Linked DNA regions of Homo sapiens: region 1 is linked to region 2. Evidence: read pairs that join two places in POLR2A ChIA-PET (ENCODE). Cell type or tissue: PC-9. All regions are shown on one strand. Each heading gives the region's core, and the rest is flanking DNA. Links, peaks and the distances in the headings are about the cores only. Region 1 overlaps FAM20B (FAM20B glycosaminoglycan xylosylkinase). Region 2 overlaps RALGPS2 (Ral GEF with PH domain and SH3 binding motif 2).

Region 1 (4,403 bases), core at 109-4,108, 140 kb after region 2:
GAAAGCACTGCCAATAATACTTGAAGATCTGATTTCAGCCCTGTCTTGTATCATCCTTGGGCAGTGTGTTAGACAACCTCCTTTCTTCCTTTTAGCATTTCCAAATTGTCTTTACTCTTAATCCCAGCCGATACTAGGAACCAGGTTGGCAATAGCAGTGGCCTTGAAAGGTGGAAGCAGGATATACAGAAGGTGGCAACTTTAAATTGAGTGTATATAATTGGTATACATATTCGCTATTTCTGCATCTTTTATATACTGTATACTTGAATTCATTGTAGGACTTATTTCCCCCTGTCTCTGAAAGAGGCAGTCTTTAAACCAGAGAGTTGCCAGTTTAGAAGAAATTCTTATAACCCTAAAGGTCTTTCTCCTTTGCCCTTCTCTCCTTTTATTCCACAAACACTTATCAGATGCCTCTTACAGGCCCTGCACAGTGCTAAGTTACTTGGAAGTACAAAGCGTGAGTAAAATCTATCCCATCCTCAAAAAACACAATATATTAGAAGAGACAGATGTGCCAAAAAAAAAAAAAAATGTGTGTGTGTGTGTTTGTGTGTGTGTGAGTTCATAGTATAACAGAGGGATCATGCCTGGAGCCACCTAGCCATAATTTCAGCACAGATCTGTTTGAGGTTCTCCTGCTTCTGAGAGTGATCTCCTGTGTGGGCTGTCAGCTTGACGTACCATAGAACATAAGGCTAAAAATGCGAGGTCTATTGTTGTATAAAGTTTATGTGGTTTTCCAAGAACTGTAGTGAATTGAACACTAAAGATGGAAAGCATATGAAAAGCTGAAGGAAAATGTTATAATATTTGTAATGCCGTATTTCAACACTATACAGGAATTACCTTCTATAATCTAGCCTTAAATGGTGGTTCTGTACTGACAGTTGTGCTGTGAAATACCTGGAACTTGGGAAGTGTCATTATACCTGGCTTATTTAAAGGAAAATGCAAATTGTTACTCATTTCCACGTAGTGTCAAGATTACTGCGTGTGTTGGTTTTTTAGAACAGAACTCGCTAGCAGTATGAGCTAAAGTTTTTTTCTTTTTCATTTTTCAAGGAAGAGGGTTGCCCTAAATCAAGGTTTAAATGGGACAGGTTGCAGAGATTGATTTTTTTTCAGTTCACTTATTGAAATTATTCAGTTATTGCCTATTTCATTTTTACTTTCACATCCAGCAAGAAAGACTACCTTAATGCTTCATTAATGCCTGGTAATGGTTTTAGTTGCCTTCCTTCAGAGGGAACTTGTTAGAGAATTTCATATAAGTGATTCTGAGTTTACAGATGTAAATAAATGTTTAAATGGAAGTGAAAACAGTAAGGAAAACCTGACACTTGGACCAATTTGGATTATGTAAGAATTAGATTTTCTACACCTGTACTCTTAAGTTACTCTTAAGGCTTATCTTAAGGGCTTTAGCACATGAAAAGCTGTCATCTTTAAAACACAGAACTAATTTTCCAAACTGAAAACAGTTGTGAAAGGCATTCTATTTTAGCCTTTTTTTGTGAAGTGGGATAAGTTCATGCTTCCCATCTGTTTCAGTTACATTGAGTGTGGTAGAATTGAACTTTGTAGAGAAGGGAAACAGGTTGGCCAAATTAGTGACAGCCTCCCAGTCTTCTGCTTTGCATGACACTCACTCTGAAGATATCTATTTGCCTAGTCTTATCTACCTCTCAAATTTAGGCAAGAATTTGGCTCAGAAATACAAGACTACTAATTACTACTAAACTCTTAGTAATGCAATGTGTGGATTTGGCCCCTCACTATGTAACTGAGAAGACAACATTATGGTATATTGATTCCAATGAGGGTTTTCTTTGTCATTTTTCTCCTCTCTGGAGGTCATCTGGGTTTTTGATATGGTGATAATGACTAGCAAGTGATTACTGTGGGTCATCCAGGCACTAATCTTAGCACAACACATGTAGAGGTCTCATTCTTTTTTTTTTTTTTTTTTTTTTTTTTGAGACAGGATCTTGCTCTGTCACCCAGGCTGGAATGCAGTGGCATGATCTTGATTCACTGCAGCCTCAGCCTCCCGAGTAGCTGGCTCATTCATTTTTAACAACCCTGTGAGTTAGGTAATAGTATTCTTGTTTCATTTTTTTATATGCAGAAACTGAGACCCAGAGAGGTCAGAAGTTAAATATCTTTCCCAAGACCCACATTAGGTGGTAAAGGAAGCATCCAGGCCTAGGCATTCTGAATCCAGAGGACATGCTTTTAACCCCTCTGCTACAGAAAGCTTATATTTAAAATAAGAAGGTGAATTAAGAAGCTATTTCTTAAGTGGATAATTAGCACAGAAAAGAAGAAAAAATATCTATAGATACTGATTAATGCTATTACTTAGTATTAGTTTTTATTTTTAGTTGAAGACCCTCATGTGAAGATGAAAGGAAGAATAGCATGCTGTTGTGGCAGGCAGCAAAGCAGGAGTGGGCTGGTTTTCCCAGGGTACTCAGCATTTACTGAGATAATAAACATGTAATGCTGTTTAATATTGGAGGTTTTGACTTTCTGGACATCTTGACTGTCACACAATACTAAAAGACTTCTGAATGCTCTTAATTTTACTTATCACTGCCACTAACCATCAGTAGAGACATTTATTTCTAGGGAACGGGGTGTAAACTCATAACAGTTAATAATAATATGCACAGTGCCCTACTGTCACTGCTAGTGAAAAATCAAAAGGGCAGTATACCAGACAGCCCACGGTAAAAGCGTGTGTGTGTCTAACTTTTTTTGCACTAAAAGATGTGATTTTTGCTATTTATGTTTTGGCTGAAGTACAAAAGTTAGGCTTTATAAACCGGACATGTGTCAGTGTGTGAATGTGTGAGGTTAGCCTTGATTGCTCTGCATAAGTCTAAGTAGGGCTCTGAAGTATGCAAGTGGATTTTAGTAAATGATCCAGTTGAGAATCTATTTCTTCTTGTGGTACCTTTAAGAGACTTTGTTAATTATGTATCTTTCTAAATATATACAATGAAAACAGAAAAATATAAATGACATGTAACTTTTATAATGAGTGTATTGCTCCTAGAAGCCATTAATAATAATTTACAAATATGACCTAACAATTTATCAAACCAATTTTTATTTGCACTTAATGGTTAATTTAGTGATTACTCCCTCCCTGAGATAATTGTTTTTAGTCACGTAATTTATTTCCCTATGTCTTCTCCCCTGGTATTTTTACTATCCCCAAAAGGAGTTGATAGGAGCAGAACAGATGTGAGAATGTTGGGTTTTACAAACTACCTCAAAATAATAGTGGGTTAAGACAATGATTTGTTATTTCTTTCTTTCTTTTTCTTTTTCTTTTTTTCTTTTGAGACAGTCTTGCTCTGTCACCAGGCTGGAGTGTAGTGGCGTGATGTCGGCTCACTGCAACCTCCGCCTCCTGGGTTCAAGCGATTCTCCTGCCTCAGCCTCTCAAGTAGCTGGGACTACAGGCATGTGCCACCATGCCCAGCTAATTTTTTGTATTTTAGTAGAGATGGGGTTTCACCATGTTGGCCAGGCTGGTCTCAAACTCCCTACCTTGGGTGATCCGCCCATCTCACCTCCCAAAGTGCTGGGATTACAGGTGTGAGCCACTGCGCCCAGCCTGTTATTTCTTATAATTATATAGGTCATCTGGTCTCACGTGTTCCTGCTCAAATGGTATAGGCTGGGGTCACAACAGTGACTACATTCTGCCAGACCACAACTGGGACTGGAATGTCCTTGAAAGTGTCATCTTCATGTCTGGCACTTCACCTGGGGTGACCAGGATAGCCAAGGGTTGGCTGGACCTCTCTCCATATAGATCACTTGGCATTTGGTAGTCTTAGCTTGAGCTTCTTTACATGGTAGCTAGATCCCGTGAAAGTGGAAGCTGCCAGGTCTCTTAAGACCAGGGCCCAGAACTGGCACACAGTCATTTCCACAACATTCTATTGTCAAAACAAGTTACAAAGCCAGCCCAGATTCAAGGGGAGGAAAAACAGACTCCACCTCTTTCTCTCTCTCTCTCTCTCTTTTTTTTTAATAATGGAGACAGGGTCTCACTGTGTTACCCAGGCTGGTCTCGAATTCCTGGGCTCAGGCAGTCCTTCTGCCTCAGCCTCCCAAAGTGTTAGGATTACAGGTGTAAACCAGCATGTTTGGCCCTGACTCCACCTCTTGATAGGATAAATTGTTAGTGTCTGTCTTTGCAGACAGTCTACAAAAAATTCAAATTCAAGTCTTACCTCCTATACTCACCAAACCTTCAGAGTTTTAGTCAAACCAATAATTACCAAAGTATTTTGTTAAAGGATCCTTGTAGTTCCTACTCAGGATCAAGGGCAAAGAGATTGTGTGCATAAATATAATTCTATACCAGTTAAGAAATC
Region 2 (4,403 bases), core at 173-4,172:
ATGTCATATTAATACTGAAGTTGAAAATGTGTAATTGCATAACTCCTTATCAGTCACAATTTATAAAACAATTTTAAATTAAATTTTATTTGAAATCATAAATTTCATGCTGTTTAATTGGAAAAATAGATCCTTATTTTTTATGTGACTTCATAAAGATTTCTCACTATTATGTGATTAAGATTTTGTTTATAAGTTCTACATTGCAAAGTACTTTTGATCCTTTCTACTCTAATTATCAGTGTTCCCAACTTTTGTTCTCTTTGTTTTGCGGGATAATAATAAGTAAAAACAAATTATTTTTATTTATTTTTGCATTATTTTTCTTGCAACCTTTACTTCTGATCTGTTCATTTGGGTTTGCCTGAAATGTGAAAAACACAAGAATTGCCTTTGACATGTTGTCTGAATTTGTTCAAATTGTCTTTCCCTCTAGAAAGAACGTAAAACCATGAGAAGTTGATTATAGAGTGTACTGTAATCTTTATATTTAAAAAATATTGATTAACCAAATTGTTTTTTAGATTGCTTGACTTATGACTAACCAGAATGGTGGTGTGTTAAATAATCTGTTCTCATCCCAGCAGGTTACTTATGAAGACAGTATTTAATGATGTTACCTTCACGTCTCAAAACAATTTTTTTGCTTTATAACAGGTGTTTTGCTTTGCAGACATGTGTGGCTAAAAAAAGCTACTTTTCTTATGCCAAGTTTAAAATAGTGGGCTCTTAGAACATTTTGAGAACAGTGAAATGAATGCTGCCCAGCAAGATTCAGACATGAAATAATAGAAAGTGAATAAAGAACTAGGATATAAAGTACTACTCATGGATAGTGAACTTGAAAAATGTACTCTGAATGTTGACATACCATTTTCTGTTCTTATTTTCTAGACAGACATCAAATACATTGTCTTATTTTCTAGACAGAAATCAAATACATTGTTGTCTTTTTTTCTAGACAGACATCAAATACATTGTTTAAGTTGCTAAAATAATGCTTTTCCTTTAAAACATCATTTATCAACAGTGCTTTCGGGTTTTCCTAGGCAAAGAAGTATCAGTATTTTTATGTGTCTGTTTTTATTTTTTTTGTTTTTAACTATTATGTGCCATTTTGGATAAGTATTAACTCATCATTTTTATCATTTATTGGCTTTGTCAGTTAATGTAGAAATAATATAACGCCTATATTACTCAGTTCATTTCTTTTATTTACTATAAAGGATAAAGAGGAAAATAAAGTTTTCCTCATGAGTTTACAAGCCACATTGCTTTTAGGTGTCTTCATAGGGACATATAATAAAAATGAATTACTTATATAAATCCGGGCATCATATTTAAACTAGAATCCAAGAAGTGGTATAGAAACGTAAGAATTTTTGAAGTATTTTTGAGGTTTTTTTTTTATTATTTGGCTATAAATAGCTCTTTAATTCTTTTAGCAGATTTGTGAAAGTGAATGTATATGTAAATATATGGTGTGTACTAAATACCTCTAAGTATTTCTAGAGTCAATAGTAGAAGAAAAAATTTTTTGAAATCTATGCTGCATGCTTTAAAAAAGAAAGAGGAACAATCACATACTATCCTTTTGTAAGATTTAGAAAGCTATATTACAAGAAGAAACTATTATACTGTTCTAGGTATTGATAATGACTGTGTGAATAAAAGTATATGTAATATATACAATTTATAATGGAATCCAACAGGAACAGATTATACCATTCTCTCGGCCCGGTGACAAGAGTGGCACGAAATGGCTATCGAAGTCACATGAAGGCCAGCAGGTACAATTCCCCTGCATTCAGGGGTCACAGAACTCCCTTATGGTGTTGGTGATTGGCTTACATGGGTGTGGTCTGACGTTATTTCTTTTCTTTCTCAACTAATTGATTTAAAAACTAAACAAATTACCTAGAAAAACTTTCTTTCCAAGATCTAATATGAAGATAAATTTCAACTATTCTTTCTGATCCACAGAGCTAATTGCTAAAACTTGCATCTTAATGTTACATATTTTAAAATGCTTCCAAGTTGGTAGCCTTTAAACTGCACCAGTCTTTCTAATGCTGATAGTTTTTGAATGAACAATATAAAAATCTGCTTCTTTATTCATAAGTTGTAATCAAAGCATTTTCTTTGCTAATAAATTTATATTTGATTTGTCTTTTTAAAAAGTTTTTCAGATAAACTACAGGTCCTGAATGTAGACGAGTCTATTTCATAAAATAATCATTTGTATATTTAAATTCATATTCATTCAGTTGTTTGTCTGGTTAAACCAGGTCTCTTTTGGACTGTTATTAGCTGTGGAGGCAGATAAGGGTGGTGTATTGATTGGGAACGTGGGGTTTAGTGGTGATGGGTAATCAGTTCATAATACAACAAAATACCAAACTTCAGAAGCAAACTTTACGTCAGTTTGATGGTGTCTAATCTCCGTGCATGTACCTCCCTGAATATAAATAGCTCTAGCATGAAATTTCTACTGGTTTATAGGTTCTTAAGTCACTCTGAAGACACCTAAATAATCACAAAGGAATAAACTGGCAAACTTTAGTTTTCATTGCTCTTATAGGAATTCTGCAGCTCATGTCAAGTCACCAGTGACATTTTTGTCAGCATGTATGTTTTATTGGCTCATGTAGAAATCATTAATTATTGTATTAAACATAGGACCTTAAATCAATTAGGGAAAGATATTAAAGTGTTGGTTATTTTGTGATTTTTTTTTTTTTAAAAGATACATGAAAAGGAAATCTTGAGTTTTGGGTTTTTTCCTTTCGTGGAGAGCTATTAGGCCATAATCACTTATCCATTGACACCATTTAAATGTTATTAAAATGTATTGCAGAAAGCTAGTTTTTAAAATATATTATTATTGACTTTATTACTTCTTTCTGCTATTTTAGAATTAAATTAAGCATGTTTTCTTTTTTTTTTTTTGAGCTTGTATTTTTATTTTCAGTTTTATATATACTTAAATACTTTTAACAAATAGAATCCTCATTTTTCCTACCAGGACTTAAAGTTTCTATGTGGAAAATAAGGTTGCAACAGTGATGCAGTGTGGCATGTTAAGAAGAAGAAAACAAATCTTAAATTTTTAATTTAATATTTACTAAAGTGAATTACTGCATTCTTTCTAAATTATACTGTTCAAATATGTAATAAAGTGTGTTTTTTAACCATCTGCTGACTTTAATAACTTTCTAATCAACTTTTTGTACAGCTTATAAATTTCAAGATTAATAAACCTTTAGAATTGTCAGTGTCTTCTCAGCTCTGAATAAAGTAACAAACTTTTAAAATTAAGAATAATTACATTTTATTTAAGTACCTACTTGATGACTATTGTAGACAAAAGCTCTTATGTGTTCTTTTCTTCGTTATTATAGTTCTGCAGAATCAGAAGATTTGGCAGTACATTTATATCCAGGAGCTGTTACTATTCAAGGTGTTCTCAGGAGAAAAACTTTGTTAAAAGAAGGCAAAAAGCCTACAGTAAGATTTCATCATATTATATTTTAATACACCTCTAAAAATATGCAAATTTATAAGACTCTGTAAAAGTACTAAAACAATTAAAATAAAACCTGATTATAGTAGACTTGAAATAATATTAAATAAGGTCCTCCCCTCTTATCCTTGGGTCATCCATTCCAAGATCCCCCGGGGATGACTGAAACCTCAGATAGTACCAAACCAAATTACCATCATTTGGAACATGTTTCTGTTCATGTCTTCCATTCACAAATATAATACCTTTTCTATCTTAACTAAGCACTTAAGCCCACACAGTAACCGTAACTTTTGCAGTTTGCGATGCTATAGCAAAACTAGCATGAATTTCTTTTTCCTTCTTCACAATTTCACAGATACAAAATTTGTTCTTACCATGGATCTTAGCAACCTTAGCGTCTAATTTTTCTTTCCTTAATCCAAGAAGTTTTCTTTTCACTTAAGGAAGCAGTGGGGAGTGGGACACAAGGGTAGCACATATAGTGTGGAGACGCTGGACAAAGAAAGGGAAGATTATGTCCACAGAAGCACAGAGCAGAACTGTGTGAGATTTTATCATGTTACTCAGAACAACACATGATTTTAAAACCTGTGAATTGTTTATTTCTCAAATTTTCCAATAAATATTTTTAGACTATGGTTGCCTGTGGGTAACTGAAACCACAGATAAGAGGGAAAATATTGTACACATTTGTTTCACCATGTTTTCTTAACATAAAATGTTATTATATGTGCCATATAGATTTCTGTTAAATCATGTGTTAAGGGTGCTTAAATCCTGTACTTTTTTTTACCCCCATTATAGTTCGTATACAAAATTATTTCTTAGAGAACCCTGAAAGTATATCATGAAGAAGTATTTTAGTATTAAGTTTAGG

What was found. ChIA-PET counts read pairs that join two places held together with the same protein. Peaks named below come from ENCODE experiments on the same cell type or tissue, not always from the same donor. Only the 100,000 strongest peaks of a DNase experiment are listed, where the experiment ranks them.
Region 1: POLR2A ChIA-PET joins it to region 2 with 32 read pairs; 2 of 35 experiments call an interaction of 5 or more read pairs at or near these places.

The regions. Positions count from the first base shown.
Region 1 is chr1:179,030,357-179,034,759 of GRCh38, forward strand. All of the region lies in intron 1 of FAM20B (FAM20B glycosaminoglycan xylosylkinase), which reads left to right. Among named protein-coding and RNA genes, the nearest start is that of FAM20B, 6.7 kb to the left of the region's middle. In PC-9, for the core only: no CTCF peak of the experiment used is centred there; a DNase peak (open chromatin) is centred at 2,105; H3K27ac peaks cover 3,315 bases.
Region 2 is chr1:178,890,518-178,894,920 of GRCh38, forward strand. It overlaps RALGPS2 (Ral GEF with PH domain and SH3 binding motif 2), which reads left to right. Exons shown (of 20, transcript NM_152663.5): 15 at 1,713-1,790; 16 at 3,402-3,507. Among named protein-coding and RNA genes, the nearest start is that of ANGPTL1, 22 kb to the left of the region's middle. In PC-9, for the core only: no CTCF peak of the experiment used is centred there; no DNase peak of the experiment used is centred there.